4 separate regions of the Homo sapiens genome follow, and regions 1, 2 and 4 are each linked to region 3. The links are chromatin loops, found by intact Hi-C in ENCODE. Cell type or tissue: heart left ventricle. All regions are shown on one strand.

Region 1 (4,000 bases), 190 kb before region 3:
GAGCTGCCTGGAAGAGTGAGCACAATGTGCTTGGAAGGCGGGGGGATGGGGCAGAGGAGATCGGGAAGCCGGGGACTGTGCTCGGAGGGGAGGAGACCCCCACGCCCCGGCGGAGGGATTGAATGTGCTACGGCCGAAGGGTGTTGGAGTGTGTGCTTTAGAAATGCTAACTGCTGTAGCGCGGTGGAGTACTGCTAAATCCTAAGAAAAAAAATCACCCCAGAAACAGGCTAGAAGTTTGGAAAAACTCCATTGAATGCTCAGATATTTGTATTGGTCGTCGCACTTGCATCCTGCTGGTCTCAGAGGGCCGCCTCTGAGTTCGGTGGTCCACCTTTCAGATAGGAAACACTGCTCCTGGTGCGTCCCCCAAATTAATCAACTATTTATTGAGTGACAGGCACAATCACAAAGTGTACAAGGGTTAAACTCAAAGATCCTCTTCTACCTTTAAGTAGTGTACAATCTGGAGATAATTTATATGATAGATTTTGGAATGGGCTGTCTGGATAATTACCCCTCCACTCTCCCTCACTTTATTATGATAATAACTTGTTGTATTTTTTAAGGCAGCATTCAGAAACATAATTTTAAATGGTTAGAGTATATTCACGTGCATCTTCTGTGAATCTAGTAATCTCAAAATACATCATCTTCTAACAAGGGTCTCCTCCGCCCCCCACCACTCTCTCCTGGCACAGAAAAACAACCCAAAGTTCTGCTCTTTCATTCCCTGGAACTATTTGATGATTTAAAGTGCATCCTCAAATTCTACCATGCTTTTTATTTAATGTTTGGCAAAAATGAGCTCACATGTGACTGCTCCCAAAAAGCCAAGCCTACGTTTGTGTGTGTTGGTGAAGCACAGCTACCCCGTGAGTATTGCATTAGCAAGGGAGATGGGAGAGGGACACAGGCCACCCCGGAATTGTCACGTAACCTGAACGAGGTGCTTTCTGGACTTGCTTCTCCGTCTTTTATTTCCTCACAGTTTGACTTTGCACACTTTTTCCTCTGTGTGAGTTGGCCGGGCGCGGTGGCTTACGCCTGTAATCCCAGCACTTTGGGAGGCCGAGGCGGGTGGTTCACCTTAGGTCAGGAGTTCGAGACCAGCCTGGCCAACATTGTGAAACCTCGTCTCTACTAAAAATACATAAAATTAGATGGGTGTGGTGGCAGGCGCCCGTAGTCCCAGCTACTCGGGAGACTGAGGCAGGAGAATCGCCTGAACTCGGGAGGCAGAGATTGCAATGAGCCGAGATCTCGCCATTGCACTCCAGCCTGAGCAGTAAGAGTGAGACTCCGTCTCAAAAAATAAAAATTAAAAAAAAAAAGTGTTACTGCGTTTCCCTGCCTTTATCTTTTGTCATCGTTTAAGCTTCTTCCCTCGCCTCTCAGTTGTCACCACTAGCCAGCCTAGTAATATTAGTGCCTAGGATATTAATGACACCAGCAAGCAGAGGGATGAGATGATTTGGCTACCTTTTAGTACGGTAGTGTGTTTAATGTCGTTTACAAACACCACCCCAGCCCCAATTTAAAGGCTGAGCCATTGTCTTCCTGCCTCCTCCGCCTACTGCCAAGCCCCGGAAATCAACAAGACTGTCCGGGAACGGCACGCGCCCCCTGGTGCTGCTCGGAGATCCGCCCTGTCTCTCAGGGCTCCTCCTCCCTTCTGCTGCCCTTTCCTTCTGAGGGTCTTCTCTGTTCTGTGGCCCAGCACACCAACTTTAGACCCATTTCCTCCCACCATTCTCTAACTCTGTTTGTCTCTACAGTTTTTTCCCTAGTTCCTCCACCTACCCTGCTACTCTGGCCTCAACTACCCTCTGGAACGGATCCTGGCCCCAGGAGCTGAGGGGTCTCAAGTGTCTTGGAATCAACAGTAAATCTCAATCTTGAGTTCCCCGAGTTTGGGCTCCAACCAGAGCTTTTCCATTTGGACCTTCTCTGGCCCTGTTAGGATTGATACCCTGAATCTTTGACCCTGCTTTGAACATCTGTGCCACGCCTCCCCTTGGACTTAACTGCCTCGGATCTATTTTCTGGACTAACTTCCAGCCTAACCTCCTAGAATCTAGATTAATGACCCCCTACCAATAGGCTGGCCACTCACCCTTCTTCCCTTCTCCCTTTGATTCGGAGTGCTATTGTACTTCTCCAGCCTGGCCCATTCTTTCACCCTCGAAACACTAGTTGAATCATCTTCCTTAAAAACACACAGTTTGCCGGGGCGGTAGGTGACGCCTGTAATCTCAGCACTTTGGGAGGCCCAGGCAGGCGGATCACGAGGTAAAGAGATCGAGACCATCCTAGCCAACATGGTGAAACTCCGTCTCTGCTAAAAATACAAAAAATTAGCTGGGCGTGGTGGCACGCCCCTGTACTCCCAGCTACTCGGAGGCTGAGGCAGGATGATTGGTTGAACCCGGGAGGCAGAGGTTGCAGTGAGCGGAGATCGTGCCACTGTACTCCAGCCTAGCGACAGAGTGAGACTCAATCTCAAAAAAAGAAAAAAGAAAAAACACAGCTCATATTTTCTTTCCCCTTCTCATTCGTGCTGTTTTCTGTTTGTGAGCCAGTGCCATTAACTTCAGATAGTATTAAAAGTAGCAAGAAGTAATTCTTTCATATTCTCTGACCCTGAGTTCCATAATCCCCTTTGAATCAAATGTTTTCTATTTAAAAATCCCACAATAATTCGTTTGGTTTTTCTGTTTTGCTTATTCATTAATATTGCAAAAATATTTATGTTTCCCATTGCAAAATATGAAGTAATGTTAGCTATGTTGGGATTTATATAGGTTCCTGGAGGATAATCTGGGAAATGAACCACCCTTTTTTTTTTTTTACATAGGGGGTCTCCCTTTGTTGTCCAGGCTGCAGTGGAGTGGTGCAGTCATAGCTCACTGCCACCTTACTGAGCAATCCTCCTGCCTCAGCCTCCCAGATAGCTGGCACTACAGGCCAGGCTAACCACATTTTTTTGTTTGTTTTTGTTTGTTTGTTTGTTTTTCCGAGACAGTCTTGATCTGTCACCCAGGCTGGAGTGCAGTGGTGCCATCTTGGCTCACTGCAAGCTCCGCCTCCCCGGTTCACACCATTTTCCTGCCTCAGCCTCCCGAGTAGCTGGGTGTACAGGCACCCACCACCACGCCTGGCTGATTTTTTTTGTATTTTTAGTAGAGACGGGGTTTCACCGTGTTAGCCAGGCTGGTCTCGATCTCCTGACCTCGTGATCCGCCCACCTTGGCCTCCCAAAGTACTAGGATTACAGGCGTGAGCCACTGAGTCTGGCCTAACCACCTTTTTTATGACATTGTTTCTTTGGGAAATACACTGTTATTTCCAAAGGATTAATTTAAAAATGTGTGCTCTGCTTTATTATTACTGAACCTTGGAAGAGATGAACAAAGGAAAGTGTGGCTTCTTCATAACCGTCGTTAACCAGGACAAGCATCCAAATCTTTTTCTTTTTCCTTTTTTTTAGACAGAGTTTCACTCTTGTTGCCCAGGCTGGAGTGCAGTGGCATGATCTTGGCTCACTGCAACCTCTGCCTCCTGGGTTCAAGCAATTCTCCTGCCTCAGCCTCCCGAGTAGCTAGGTTTACAGGCACGCACCACCACGCCTGGCTAGTTTTGTATTTTTAGTAGAGATAGGGTTTCTTCATGTTGGTCAGGTTGGTCTCAAACTCCCGACCTCAGGTGATCCACCTGCCTCAGCCTCCCAGAGTGCTGGGATTATAGGCGTGAGCCACTGCGCCCAGCCAAGCATCCAAATCTAACTGTTCAGCCAGTTTTCTCTCTTTGGAATCATGCTACTTCTCTCTTCTTCTTCTTCTTATTTTTTGTTTTTTTGTTTGTTTGTTTTGTTTTTTGTTTTTTGAGACGGAATCTCCCTCTGTTGCCGAGGCTGGAGTGCAGTGGTGTGATCTCAGCTCACTGCAACCTCTGCCTTCTGCGTTCAGGCGGTTCTCCTGTCTCAGCCTATAGGTGCGTG
Region 2 (4,000 bases), 97 kb after region 3:
CCCAGCTAGTCGGGAGGCTGAGGCAGGAAAATTGCTTGAACCTGGGATGCAGAAGTTGCAGTGAGCTGAGAACGCGCCACTGCACTCCAGCCTGGGTGACCCAGCAAGACTTCATCTCAAAAAAATTAGCCGGGCGTGGTGGCGGGTGCCTGTAATCCTAGTTACTCGGGAGGCTGAAGCGGGAGAATCATTTGAACCCAGGAGGCATAGGTTTCAGTGAGCCAAGATCACACCACTGCACTCCAGCCTGGGTAACAGAGTGAGATTCCGTCTCAGAAAAAAGAAAAGAAAAGAAAAGAAAAGGTACATTGAGATTTGAAGAAACAGAGGAGAGGGTTGTAGGTGACTGACTAGAAATAATGTTACGGGAGGAAGAGTGAATGATGTGGTGAAGGGTATAGAACTATGAGAAAGTCCTTGTCAATCACATGGCTAGAGAATGGTGATCACTGAAAAGGAGGTAAAATATAAAAACATTTGCAGAATATTTCTCAATCGAAAATTTTACTAGGGGTTCTAAAATGGTGCTGCGGAAGCAAGCTGGCTTTACTTCCCCAACAGAAAACTGAAAAGAAACACATAGCACCAAGATCATCACCAGCAATGTTCCAGAACTCAAATATGAAGATGAGAGTTCCTGGGGCCACATATGAAAAAAACTTTGAGACATTGTCAAGAGAATCAGACTTAAAGAAAATTTTTTTTAAAGACGGGGTCTCGCTCTATTGCCCAGGTTGGAGTGCAGTGGCTCACTGCAACCTGTACTTCCCGGGTTCAAGCAATTCTCCTGCCTCAGCTTCCTGAGTAGCTGGGGTTACAAGTGTGCGCCACCACGCGTGGGTAATTTTTGTATTTTTAGTAGAGACAGATTTCACCATGTTGGCCAGGCTGGTCTTGAACTCCTTACCTCAGGTGATCTGCCTGCCTCGGCCTCCCAAAGTGCTGAGATTACAGGTGTGAGCCACTGTGCCTGGCTGAGACTCAGACTTCTATATCCATCATGCCCCTCCCTCAAATCTGCCCCACACCAAGCGTGCAGAAAACTCGCTGACTCATGCATTCTTCACTGGAAAAAGTGAGATCGAGATGGCCAGCCAGCTTCTCCATCATCGTGGGTTCACTGGCAGGAAACCTGTCCCTGACTCAACCCACAGAAAGCAACCCACAGAAAGGTTGAGTCCCTGACTCAACCCACAGAAACTCAACCCACAGAAAGGCACAGAAAGAAAGTGTGCCTGGAATAAGAAATATCCCAGAGGACAGCCAGAGACAGAGTAGGGAGGCAGGACCACCATCCCCAGCCCTGGACACTCTGCTCTAATTTGGCCAAAGGAGACAGCAAATCAGCGTGGCTGTTAAGCAGCACCATGTGGTAGGTTTGTTCCACAGGTCCCCTGGGCACAACCCCTAACCATCCTTCCCACACTACTGAAATGTCCCCTTTGAGACCTCCCTTATCCTGATGGGTGGCACTCTTTTGTTTTGAGATGGAGTCTCACCCTGTCACCAGGCTGGAGTGCAGTGGCACGATCTTGGCTCACTGCAACCTCTGCCTCCCGGGTTCAAGCGATTCCCCTGCCTCAGCCTGCCGAGTAGCTGGGACTACAGGCGCGTGTCACCACGCCCAGCTAATTTTTGTATTTTCAGTAGAGACAGGGTTTCACCATGTGGGCCAGGATGGTCTTGATCCCTTGACCTCGTGATCCGCCCACCTCAGCCTCCCAAAGTGCTAGGATTACAGGCATGAGCCACAGCGCCAGGCCGGGTGGCACTAATTGCTTTCCAGAACCAAGGCAAACCTGGGCTTATGCCACCATCTAGTGTCAAAAAGGAGGCAGTGACCTAGCTGGAAAAAAAGAAAAATAAAATAAATAAATAAATAAATAAAACCAACAGGTAAATTAAAAATAAAAACCCCAAGCAAACATATCAAATAAAAACTGAAACAAGCCAGACAGAGAAGATTGAAATAAATAACAAATCCTTTAATGCAAAGACATAGACTCACATCACAGGAAACAATAGCAAAGAAGGAATCATGACTCCAAATGGACAAAGTGAGGAACCAGTGACTGACCTTAATGAGTCAGCAATCTGTGAACCTCTGACCAAGAATTCAAAATATCTGTTTTGAGAAAACTCAGTGATATCCAAGATAACATACAAAAGTAATTCAGAAATTTACAAGAGAAATTTAATACAGAGATTGAAATTTTGAATAATCAAACAGAAATCTTGGAGCTGAGAAATAAATTCACTCAACTAAAAAATTCATGGCCAGTCGTGGTCGCTCACACCTGTAATCCCAGCACTTTGGGAGGCCAAGGTGCCTGAGCTCAGGAGTTCGAGACCAGCTTGGGCAACATGGTGAAACCCCGTCTCTACTAAAATACAAAAAATGAGCTGGGCATGGTGGCATGCGCCTGTAGTCCCAGCTACTCGGGAGGCTGAGGCAGACGTATTACTTGAACCCAGGAGGCGGAGGTTGCAGTGAGTCAAGATCATGCCACTGCACTCTAGCCTGGGCGACAGAGTGAGACTCTGTCTCTGAAAAAAAAAAAAAAAATCATTAGAGGCTCTCAACCAGCGAAATGAATCAAGCAGAGGGAAAAAACCAGCAAGCTCAAAGACAGGCTTCTAAAAAATACACAGAGGAGCAAAAACAAAAAAAGAATAAAATGCAATAAAAATTGTCTCCTAAATATAGAAAATTACCTCAAAAGACCAAATCTAAGAATTCTTGGTGTTCAAAAGGGAGTTGAGCAAGAGCAAAGGGTGGAAAGCTTATTCAAAATCAAACACGGACACTCAAAAAACTTTCCAAACTTGAGAAAGAGACAAATAGCCACATACAAGAAGATCAGAGAACACCAAACAGGTTCAACCCAAATAAGACTACCAAAAGGCATATAATAACGAAATGCTCAATGGTCAAGGGTAAAGAAAGGATTCTAAAAGCAGCAAGAGAAAAGAAGCAAATAACATATAAAAAAGCTCCAATTTGTCTGGCAACAGATTTCTCAATTGGAACTATACAGATCAGAAGGGAATGGGATGGCATTTTCAAAGTGCTGAAAGAAAAAAACTGCCATTTAAGAATACTGTATTGGAAAAGTGTCCCTTCAAATATGGAGAGGACATAAAGTCTCTTCTGGACAAACAAAAGATGAGAGTTCACTACCACCAGACCTGTGTTACAAGAAGTGCTAAGGAGAATTCTTCAATCAGAAAGAAAGAAAAAAAAAACACTAACATGCAAAAAGAAAATATGTAAAGGTATGAAACCTGCTGGTAAAATTAAGTACATGAACAAACCCAGAATACTCTAATACTATAATTTCAATGTGCAATCTACTCATAACTAGTATGCAGCCCAAAAGACAAATCTATCAAAAACAACAATACCTACAGCAATCTGTTAGGAGATGGACATTATAGAAATACACATACATTGAGACAACATAAAGTCAGAATGTGGGGGATGGAGTTAAATTGTAAAGTTAAACTCTTTTTTCCGTGTTCATTTTTATTTTCTTTAAGCTGTTATCTCTTTAAAATAACCTGTTATATCTATAAAATGTTTTTGGTAAGCCTCATGGTAATCACAATGCACAAACCTGAAATAGATTCATTAAAAATAAAAGCAATGAGTTAAAACATACTACCAGAGAATATCACTTAACCTCAAAGAAAGACAGGACTAAAGAAAGATAGGAAGAAAGAAAGAAAGGAAGCAAGGAGTTACAAAACGATCAGAAAACAAGCAACAAAATGGCAGTAGTAATAATATCAATAATAACCCTGCATGTAAATGGACTCAATTCTCCAATTAAAAGCCATGGGTTGGCTGACAGGATAAAGAAACAAGACCCAACTATATGCTGCCTACAACAAACCCATCTCACCTATAAAGACACACCAAGACTGAAAGTGAAGGGATAGCAAAAGACATTCCATGCAACTGGAAGCCAACAAAGAGCAGGAGTAGTTATTCTTATAT
Region 3 (4,000 bases):
GTGAAACCCCGTCCCTACTAAAAATAAAAAAAATTAGCCAGACATGGTGGTGGGCACCTGTAATCCCAGCTACTCAAGAGGCTGAGGCAGGAGAATCGCTTAAACACAGGAGGCGGAGGTTGCAGTGAGCCAAGATCATGCCACTGCACTCCAGCCTGGGCGAGACTCTGTCTCAAAAACAAACAAACAAGCATCCAAAACAAAACAAATAAAAAAAATGGGCAGGAAGAGGGAAAGAGTTGAAAAAAGAAGAGAAAACGATGGAATTGTTAGACTGGAAGTGGCCACTGGAATGGAAAGAGTTGAAAAAAGAAGAGAAAACGATGGAATTGTTAGACTGGAAGTGGCCACTGGAATGGAAAGAGTTGAAAAAAGAAGAGAAAACGGTGGAATTGTTAGACTGGAAGTGGCCACTGGAATGGAGGGCTCGGCTACCTTAGCAGTGCTCCCGAAGCTGCCATTTCAGAGGAAATGTGTGTTAGTCAGATTTTATTCTTTTTTCCTTAAGAAGACCCTTCAAATATGTATAAACCTCAGGACTGCCCCAAAATCTGGATCTGCGCCTGCTCTAGATCAGCTCTTCATTTGGAAGGAGGAAAGCGAGGTGGAGGTGTGTTCGTTTGAAAAGACTAGCTGAAAAGAGAAAACTTACAGGAGCCTCAGCTTGTGAGGGACCTTGAAAGACTATGCAACCAGCCTCACCTTCAGGAAGAGCAGCCCGAGACTTCCTCAGGAAGATGTCCCTGTTTCTTTTTATTTTCTTTTTTTTTGAGACTGAGTCTCACTCTGTCGCCCAGGCTGGAGTGTAGTAGCATGATCTCGGCTCACTGCAACCTCCACCATCCCAGTTCAAGTGATTCTCCTGCCTCAGCCTCCCTAGTAGCTGGGATTACAGGCACGCGCCATCACACCTGGCTAATTTTTGTATTTTTAGTAAAGTCGGGGCTTCACCATGTTGGCCAGGCTGATCTCGACCTCCTGACCTCAAGTGATCTGGCTGCCTCGGCCTCCCAAAGTGCTGGGATTACAGCCGTGAGCCACCGCACCCGGCGCCTGTTCCATTCTTAAAGCTCACCAGAACGCGATTCTGTAAACTGCTTCAGCCACCCATTCCGGAATCCCAAATGACGCCTTCCCATGGTCAGGATTTCAATGAGTGGTGCCATCCTTGGCTCTCACAGGAACTGATCCCTTGGGGAGGACTGTATGAAAATGCATCTGTAAGCTCAGATGAAGTCAGCATGCTAGGGTTGGAAATATTATTTTCACATACATAGTCTAGGTTACTTAATTTATTGTTTTGAGACAGGGTCTCACTGCCCAGCCTGGAGGGCAGTGCTGTGATCATAGCTCACTATAATCTTGAACTCCTGGGCTCAAGGGACCCTCCCGCCTCAGCCTGCCTCTCCAGTAGTTGGGACGACAGACGCGCACCACCACGCCCGGCTGTTTAATAGAGATGGGGGTCTCCTTTTGTTGCCCAGGATAGTATTGAACTCATGGCCTCACGTGATTCTCCTGCCTGTATCTCCCAAGGCACTGGGATTACAGGCCAGAGCCACCTTGCCAGGCCAGTATGTTACTTTAAATAGCAGTCATCCTAAAAATAGCTTACCCTCCTCTGTCCTTCCCTGCCTGGAAAGGGTGTAAAAATAACATTTGGGGGCTGTAAATGCTGTCTAGATCTCTGGAGCTAGGTAGGTGCAGAGGTGTGATTTGGGTTTGGCTGTGCTCCGAAAAAACCGGGGCCGAGCTGCTGGTTTTGAATTTGTCCAGGCTTTTTAGCCAATAGCCTCTTCCTCCGCCGGGAAGGGGTGGGACCCAGCCTTCCAAAACACCTTTGCTGAGGAACCGTGCAAAGACCTTGGATGAGGGCCCCAGCTCAGCCAGGCCTCCCTGAAGCGAAGCCAGCCCGGGGTGGGGACTGGTGGAGGGACTAGAGTTTCTTAGATTCACAGAATAGCAGAGCTGGGAGAGGCCTAAAGACCATCTTATCTACGCGTTTGTGTTTCTGATGACTGATTAAGGCCCAGAGAGGGTCAGTAACTCTTCCAGGTCGCACAGTGGGTGACAGTAGGTATGTGCTCGTCCTGGGACACAGAGCTGTTTTCTTCGCTTGTCTGGAGTGGGTTTCGGGGGTCGGCACTTGCCTCCCAGTGAGCTCCCGGCGCCTGCCAGTCCTGGCTGAGTGGGATCGGTCGGCCTCCACCCCTAATCTCCCCCGCTGCAGAGCCAAAGCACACCGGCCTCCAGGGGGCGCCGCCTCCGGGACGCGCCGACTCTCCCGAGCCCTGCTCTCTCTGGCCGGGGTCAGCCCCGGAAACAGCTTCAGTTTCCTGTCCCTTCCTCCCTGGGAGCAAGGATGTAGGCGCCCAGACCCCGCCCGCGGGCTCCCTTCGTCCGGCGTCCCTAGCGGCCCGCCCGGTCCCGCCGCCCCGCGGCTTGCGGATGGCTGCGGCCCCCCGGGCCCCGGGTGGCTGCGGTGGCGGGGAAACGGCAGAACGCAGGCGGCGATTCGCTGGGGACGGCGGCCGGAGGGAGGCGATGGCCCCAGGCTCGGCGCACCTGTGGAACTGCGCGGGCGGCGCGGCGCTGCTGCCCCCTGCCGGCCGCGCCCGGGCCCACTCCCGTGTCCACCCCGGCCCGGGTGCCCTCGGAGTCCCTCGCGTCACTGTGGGCAGCGCCAAGCTACGGCTTCCCATGGCAGAGCGGGGTGGGGCCGCGGGACGGCACAGAGCTCCCCTGCCGCGAATACGCCGGTTTAGTTGCTTCCCACAGATCACACATGGTCTCGCCTGTCCGCAGGGTCCCCTCCCGGCCTCAAGCCCCTGCCAGGCAGCATCGGCCGCTGGTGACCTTGGGTCATCCTGGCCTCTATGCATTTAGAGTAGACGCCGGGTGGTGGCGGCGCCTGTAGTCCCGCATTCTGGGAGGCCCAGGCGGGGCGCTAGAGCCCAGGAGTTCTAGACCAGCCTGGGGAAAACAGCGAGACTCTGTCTCTTCAAAACAAAACAAAAACAAACAAACAAAAAAGGGTAGAGCCCATAGTACAGGATGAGAGAGTAGTGCCGTAATGAATTTTAAATTTTAATTACATTTAAAATTAAAATGAATCTATATACAATCACATTTCAAAAATTCAAAAAGTATGAAAAGGAACACATTCGAAAGGCTTCTATCCACCTCTGTTTTCCACTGTCCTCTTTCCCATCCCACCCATTCTCCCACCAGGCTTAGTTTCTTGTGTTTCTTTATGCAAAATAAACAAAAGCAAATATATATATTTTTTCCTGCTCTCATATAAAAGGCAGCACAGTATCCACACTGTTCTGAACTCTTTTTTTTTTTTTTTGAGACAGGGTCTCACTCTGTTCCCCAGACTGGAGTGCAGTGGCACAATCTCAACTCACTGCAGCCTCCACCTCCTGGGTTCAGGCTATTCTCCTGCCTCATCTGGACCACAGGCGCACACCACCATGCCCGGCTAATTTTGTATTATTATTTTTTTCGAGATGGAGTCTTGCTCTGTCGCCCACAGATGGAGTGCAATGGTGCGATCTCGGCTCACTGCAACCCCTGCCTCCCGGGTTCAAGCAATTATCCTGCCTCAGCCCCCCGAGTAGCTGGGATTACAGGTGTGCGCCACCACACCTGGCTAATTTTTGTATTTTTAGTAGGGACGGGGTTTCACCATGTTGACTAGGCTGGTCTTGAACTCCTGACCTCATGATCTGCCCACCTCGGCCTCCCAAAGTGCTGGGATTACAGGCGTGAGCCACCACGCCCTCCCTAATTTTTTTATTTTTATTTTTTATTTTTTTGAGATGAAGTCTTTGCTCTTGTCACCCAGGCTGGAGTGCAATGGCACCATCTTGGCTCACTGCAACCTCTGCCTTCCAGGTTCAAGCAATTCTCCTGCCTCAGCCTCCCAAGTAGCTGGGATTACAAATGCACACCACCACGCCCGGCTAATTTTTGTATTTTTAGTAGGCCAGGCTGG
Region 4 (4,000 bases), 330 kb before region 3:
TTTAAATTTTATTTATTTATTTATTTATTTATTTATTTAGAGGCAGAGTCCTGCTCTGTTGTCCAGGCCGGAGTTCAGGGGCACCATCTCAGCTCACTGCAGCCTCCGCCTCCTGGATTCAAGTGATTCTCCTGCCTCAGCCTCCCGAGTAGTTGGGATTACAGGTGCCTGCCACCACGCCCAGGTAATTTTTGTATTTTTAGTAGAGATGGGGTTTCACAATGTTGGCCAGGCTGGTCTCGAACTCCCGACCTCAAGTGATCCATCCACCTCGACCTCCCAAAGTGCTGGGATTACAGGCATGAGCCGCCACAATGGCCTCTTTTTGACTTTAAAGTTGACAATGTATACTTCTGGTTTTCCTGTTAAAGTCATTGTTAACAACTAAAAAAAAATGTAATGTCTAAAGGCAATACAAATATAACTACTGTGAATTTAACAAGATAGATATTCACAGTCTAGAAATGATTAAATATATTGACAGAAATGGTTTTGATTTTGAGTCTTTGCTGAGTCTACCCTGCCTCAACTACACTGTGCAAACTGGTATGTGCCTCCCATTTTTATGTTATTTGGATTACAAAATTAAAATCTAGGTAGGAAACCAGTATGTAGTAAACCTATAAGGAAACCATTGTGTCATGAAGCACTGACATTAAAAAGACCTCTCTTTGAGAAGCTGGTTATTCACTCCAACGTTAAGGTGTCTATTACACTGTCCCCAGTAAACAGGGCACTAGTGAAAAGATCTAGTTCTGATCTTAATCCTTAGTCAGATGATGAGCTGGGCACAGGATAAGGTGTGAGGAGGAGAACTGAAGAAGAGTACAGGGGGTAGGTAAAAGGCTATTGCAATAACCTTTACTTTGTATGACTCTAGAAAAAGAGTCAACACCCTAGCATAAATGAATCATATTTATTTAATTCTTTCTAAATGCCAGTAAAGAACATTACCATGTCTTGTCTGTGGCTCGGATGCCAAGGAATTTTCTTCCTGCTTTTCACTGAAACACAGGAAAAAGAGGTGCCAATTAAAACAAAGACAGGTCCAAAATTGTTCTGTGCCACCCCAGGATGGTAGAACCCATTAATTTAACACAAAGAGAGTGTATGTGTGTGTGTTAAGGGGACAAGGCTTGGAGGCGGAACGCTGAATAAATGAACACTAAGATGCAGGCATGCTGGTCTAGGAGGGAAGTACTGACATACAGCTACCCTATGTTATGGCAACAGTATCAATGCATAAGAAAACAGTAACTTTTATTTTTTATTTTTATTTTTTTGAGACGGAGTCTTGCCCTGTCACTTAGGCTGGAGTGCAATGGCGCGATTTCAGCTCACTGCAACCTCCGCCTCCCAGGTTCAAATGATTCTCCTGCCTCAGCCTCCTGAGTAGCTGGGACTATAGGCACCCGCCACCAGGTGCAGCTAATTTTTGTATTTTTTAGTAGAGACGGGATTTCACCATGTTGGCCAGGCTGGTCTTGAACTCCTGACCTCATGATCTGCCTGCCTTGGCCTCCCAAAGTGTTGGGATTACAGGCGTGAGCCACCGTGCCCAGCCAGAAAACAGTAACTTTTAAAGCTTTTTTTGGAAATCAAACAGATGCACTGTTTTTTTTGTTTGTTTGTTCTTGTTTTTTATCACTGCTCCAGTCAAGAGAGAGATGCAACTGTTAATAATTAAATGCCAAGAAAAAAGAACTGTAGGGATTCCAATGTCCTCCTCCCTGATTCAGGGCCGCACTGAAGACAGGTGTATTTATTATAATTGATCCTTACCTAAGGCAGAGGGTTAAGAGCATGGGCTCCGAAGGGGGAATGCCTCTATTCAAGCTGTGCCACTTACAATGTGACCTCAGGAAAGTTAATTAACTTTCCCCCAAAATGGAGCTATTAATAGTGCCTACCTCACAGGGACGTTGGAGATTAAATGACAAAATGCAAAGTGTATAACGCATTAGGATGAAGTATCATTTTCACTTGTATCCCTGAAACAGAAAGGACACTCTGTGGACTTTTCGCTTGTTTTCGATTAAAGTTTCTATGAGAATGAAAATGTTCTATATTGGCATTATCCAATAAACCATGTGGCTGCTGAGCATCTGAAACGTGGCCAGCGTGAACCAGAAACTGAATTTTAAATTTAATGAAAAAATATTTAAATACTGGCTTACACACACAGCTCTAAAGGAAAAAAGTCACCAGTAGAGGGTAGCACAAGTCCATGGATGCTTGTTAAAATGATTCTACAGTCCCAACCCTAAGCTACTGTGATTCTTGATACTTATGGGGAAACGGAGACAGGTATCATGCAGCTTTCTGAATATCGAAGGACGTGTGAAATCCTAACAAACCCGGAAACAGGTGTTGATACATAAAACGTTAAGTAATTACAGGACATTTGTCACAGAAACGGATAAGCAAGAAATAGGCAGCTGCAATCTGAAGCTGAACTTCTGTAAAGTTAAGTGGATGCTGATTGAGTTAAAATCAGGATCTGAGTGATCTACATTCTTTTTTTTTTTGAGATGGAGTATCGCTGTGTCGCCCAGGCTGGAGTGCAGTGGCATAATCTCGGCTCACTGCAAGCTCTGCCTCCCAGGTTCACGTCATTCTCCTGCCTCAGCCTCCCGAGTAGCTGGGACTACAGGCACCCGCCACCACGACTGGCTAATTTTTTGTATTTTTAGTAGAGACGGGGTTTCACCGTGTTAGCCAGGATGGTCTCGATCTCCTGAGTGATCTATATTCTTAATCTGATTTCCCAGAAATATTTCTTAGTGGTTAAAAAGTGACAGGGTGAAATTCAGCCTAACTCAAGCATTTAGATTAAGTAGGAAGGGAAGAAGCCACTTGTCCTGAGTTATCAGAATTTTTAAGAATACAGCCTCACTTCAATAGGCTTAGTGATAGAGCTGATCCTTAAGTAAAAAGTGTATTTACACAGCATAGGTCAGATTTTGAAAAGTCCTATAGCAAGATTCACATGGTGAAATTTCCTAGAAGATAATGACATATAAAAGAAAATCCCCCAAGTATCTTTCTTTGCTAAAATTAAATATAAAATTGAAGAATGAAAAAAACTGTCTTGTTCAATATAATCCTCATTAAGTGCACATCCATCGTCTAGTAAGAGGACTCGCTTAGAGAGGGGAGGTGACTTGCCAGATGTCACACACTAAGGGCTTCCTGACTGTACTGCACATGTGGTAATTTCATAAGGACTCAGTTTCAGGTTGCTATAATAATGTGCTTCCCATGGCACAGGCAAAATAAAGAAAAAGGAATAAATGAATTAAGGTCCCTTCTGCCATGGTCTATGACCACAACTAACAAGATTTTCTTACCTCAACAGAATCTCCTCCTGCAGTTTCTTCCGTTTTGGGGGTCTTCCTCTTCTTTTTCCCGTTTTTCCAGGAATACTTGAGACATTTTTTTGTCCTTCACTTTCCCTAATAAATAATATTAAATAGAAATGTTCTGGCACAGGATTGGCATTGCTACATATGATTTTAAAACAGTATTTCTGGCCATGAGATTACCAAAAAGGATTAAATGTAGCAGTGAAAGGAAAAGGGAACAGCAACTTCCAGTCTTCATTATTAGACTGTGGATCTGAGGAAAACTAACATTTTGCAATACTAAAATGTGCTTAAGATCTAACTAACACCTTCCGAAGAGTAAGCATTCTCCTAGCAGTAAGAAAGCCTAAATAAGAGGTTAGCATTGTTTTGGGATGCTATGGAAATGCGGCCTCTTCCTTACTTAGTAAAGCTTATGTTTCAGGCATCATTTAAATTCCTTCTGTTCTTAAACTGATGGATACTAACGTTCATAAACTACATCATTAAATTCTTTTTTTTTTTTTTTTTTTGATGGAGTCTCGCTCTGTCGCCCAGGCTGGAGTGCAGTGGTGCGATCTCGGCTCACTGCAAGATCAGCCTCCCGGGTTCACACCATTCTCCTGCCTCAGCCTCCCGAGTAGCTGGGACTACAG

The links. Hi-C counts contacts between places; a loop is a spot of excess contacts. Peaks named below come from ENCODE experiments on the same cell type or tissue, not always from the same donor. Only the 100,000 strongest peaks of a DNase experiment are listed, where the experiment ranks them.
Region 1: it touches region 3 in a loop (2.4-fold over the local background); 20 of 110 quality-filtered maps call a loop at or near these places.
Region 2: it touches region 3 in a loop (7-fold over the local background); 79 of 110 quality-filtered maps call a loop at or near these places.
Region 4: a loop joins it to region 3, with 11 times the contacts of the local background. A loop is called at or near these places in 77 of 110 quality-filtered maps.

The regions. Positions count from the first base shown.
Region 1 is chr22:17,364,712-17,368,711 of GRCh38, reverse strand. It overlaps a transcript of CECR2 not described here. Among named protein-coding and RNA genes, the nearest start is that of CECR2, 2.7 kb to the left of the region's middle. In heart left ventricle, a CTCF peak has its summit at 1,633 (motif pointing left); DNase peaks (open chromatin) are centred at 999 and 1,611; H3K4me3 peaks cover 1,190 bases; H3K27ac peaks cover 386 bases; H3K27me3 peaks cover 286 bases.
Region 2 is chr22:17,072,924-17,076,923 of GRCh38, reverse strand. No RefSeq gene overlaps it. Among named protein-coding and RNA genes, the nearest start is that of IL17RA, 10 kb to the left of the region's middle. RefSeq lists an enhancer at 422-591 and a silencer at 1,752-1,811. In heart left ventricle, a CTCF peak has its summit at 1,827 (motif pointing left); a DNase peak (open chromatin) is centred at 1,753.
Region 3 is chr22:17,170,222-17,174,221 of GRCh38, reverse strand. No RefSeq gene overlaps it. Among named protein-coding and RNA genes, the nearest start is that of HDHD5-AS1, 13 kb to the right of the region's middle. RefSeq lists a silencer at 2,276-2,705 and an enhancer at 2,556-3,057. In heart left ventricle, CTCF peaks have their summits at 2,262 (motif pointing right) and 2,591 (motif pointing left); DNase peaks (open chromatin) are centred at 1,851, 2,291 and 2,661; H3K4me3 peaks cover 1,775 bases; H3K27ac peaks cover 2,459 bases.
Region 4 is chr22:17,500,086-17,504,085 of GRCh38, reverse strand. It overlaps CECR2 (CECR2 histone acetyl-lysine reader), which reads right to left. Exons shown (of 19, transcript NM_001290047.2): 5 at 3,351-3,455; 6 at 955-1,004. Among named protein-coding and RNA genes, the nearest start is that of SLC25A18, 61 kb to the left of the region's middle. In heart left ventricle, a CTCF peak has its summit at 2,206 (motif pointing right); no DNase peak of the experiment used is centred here.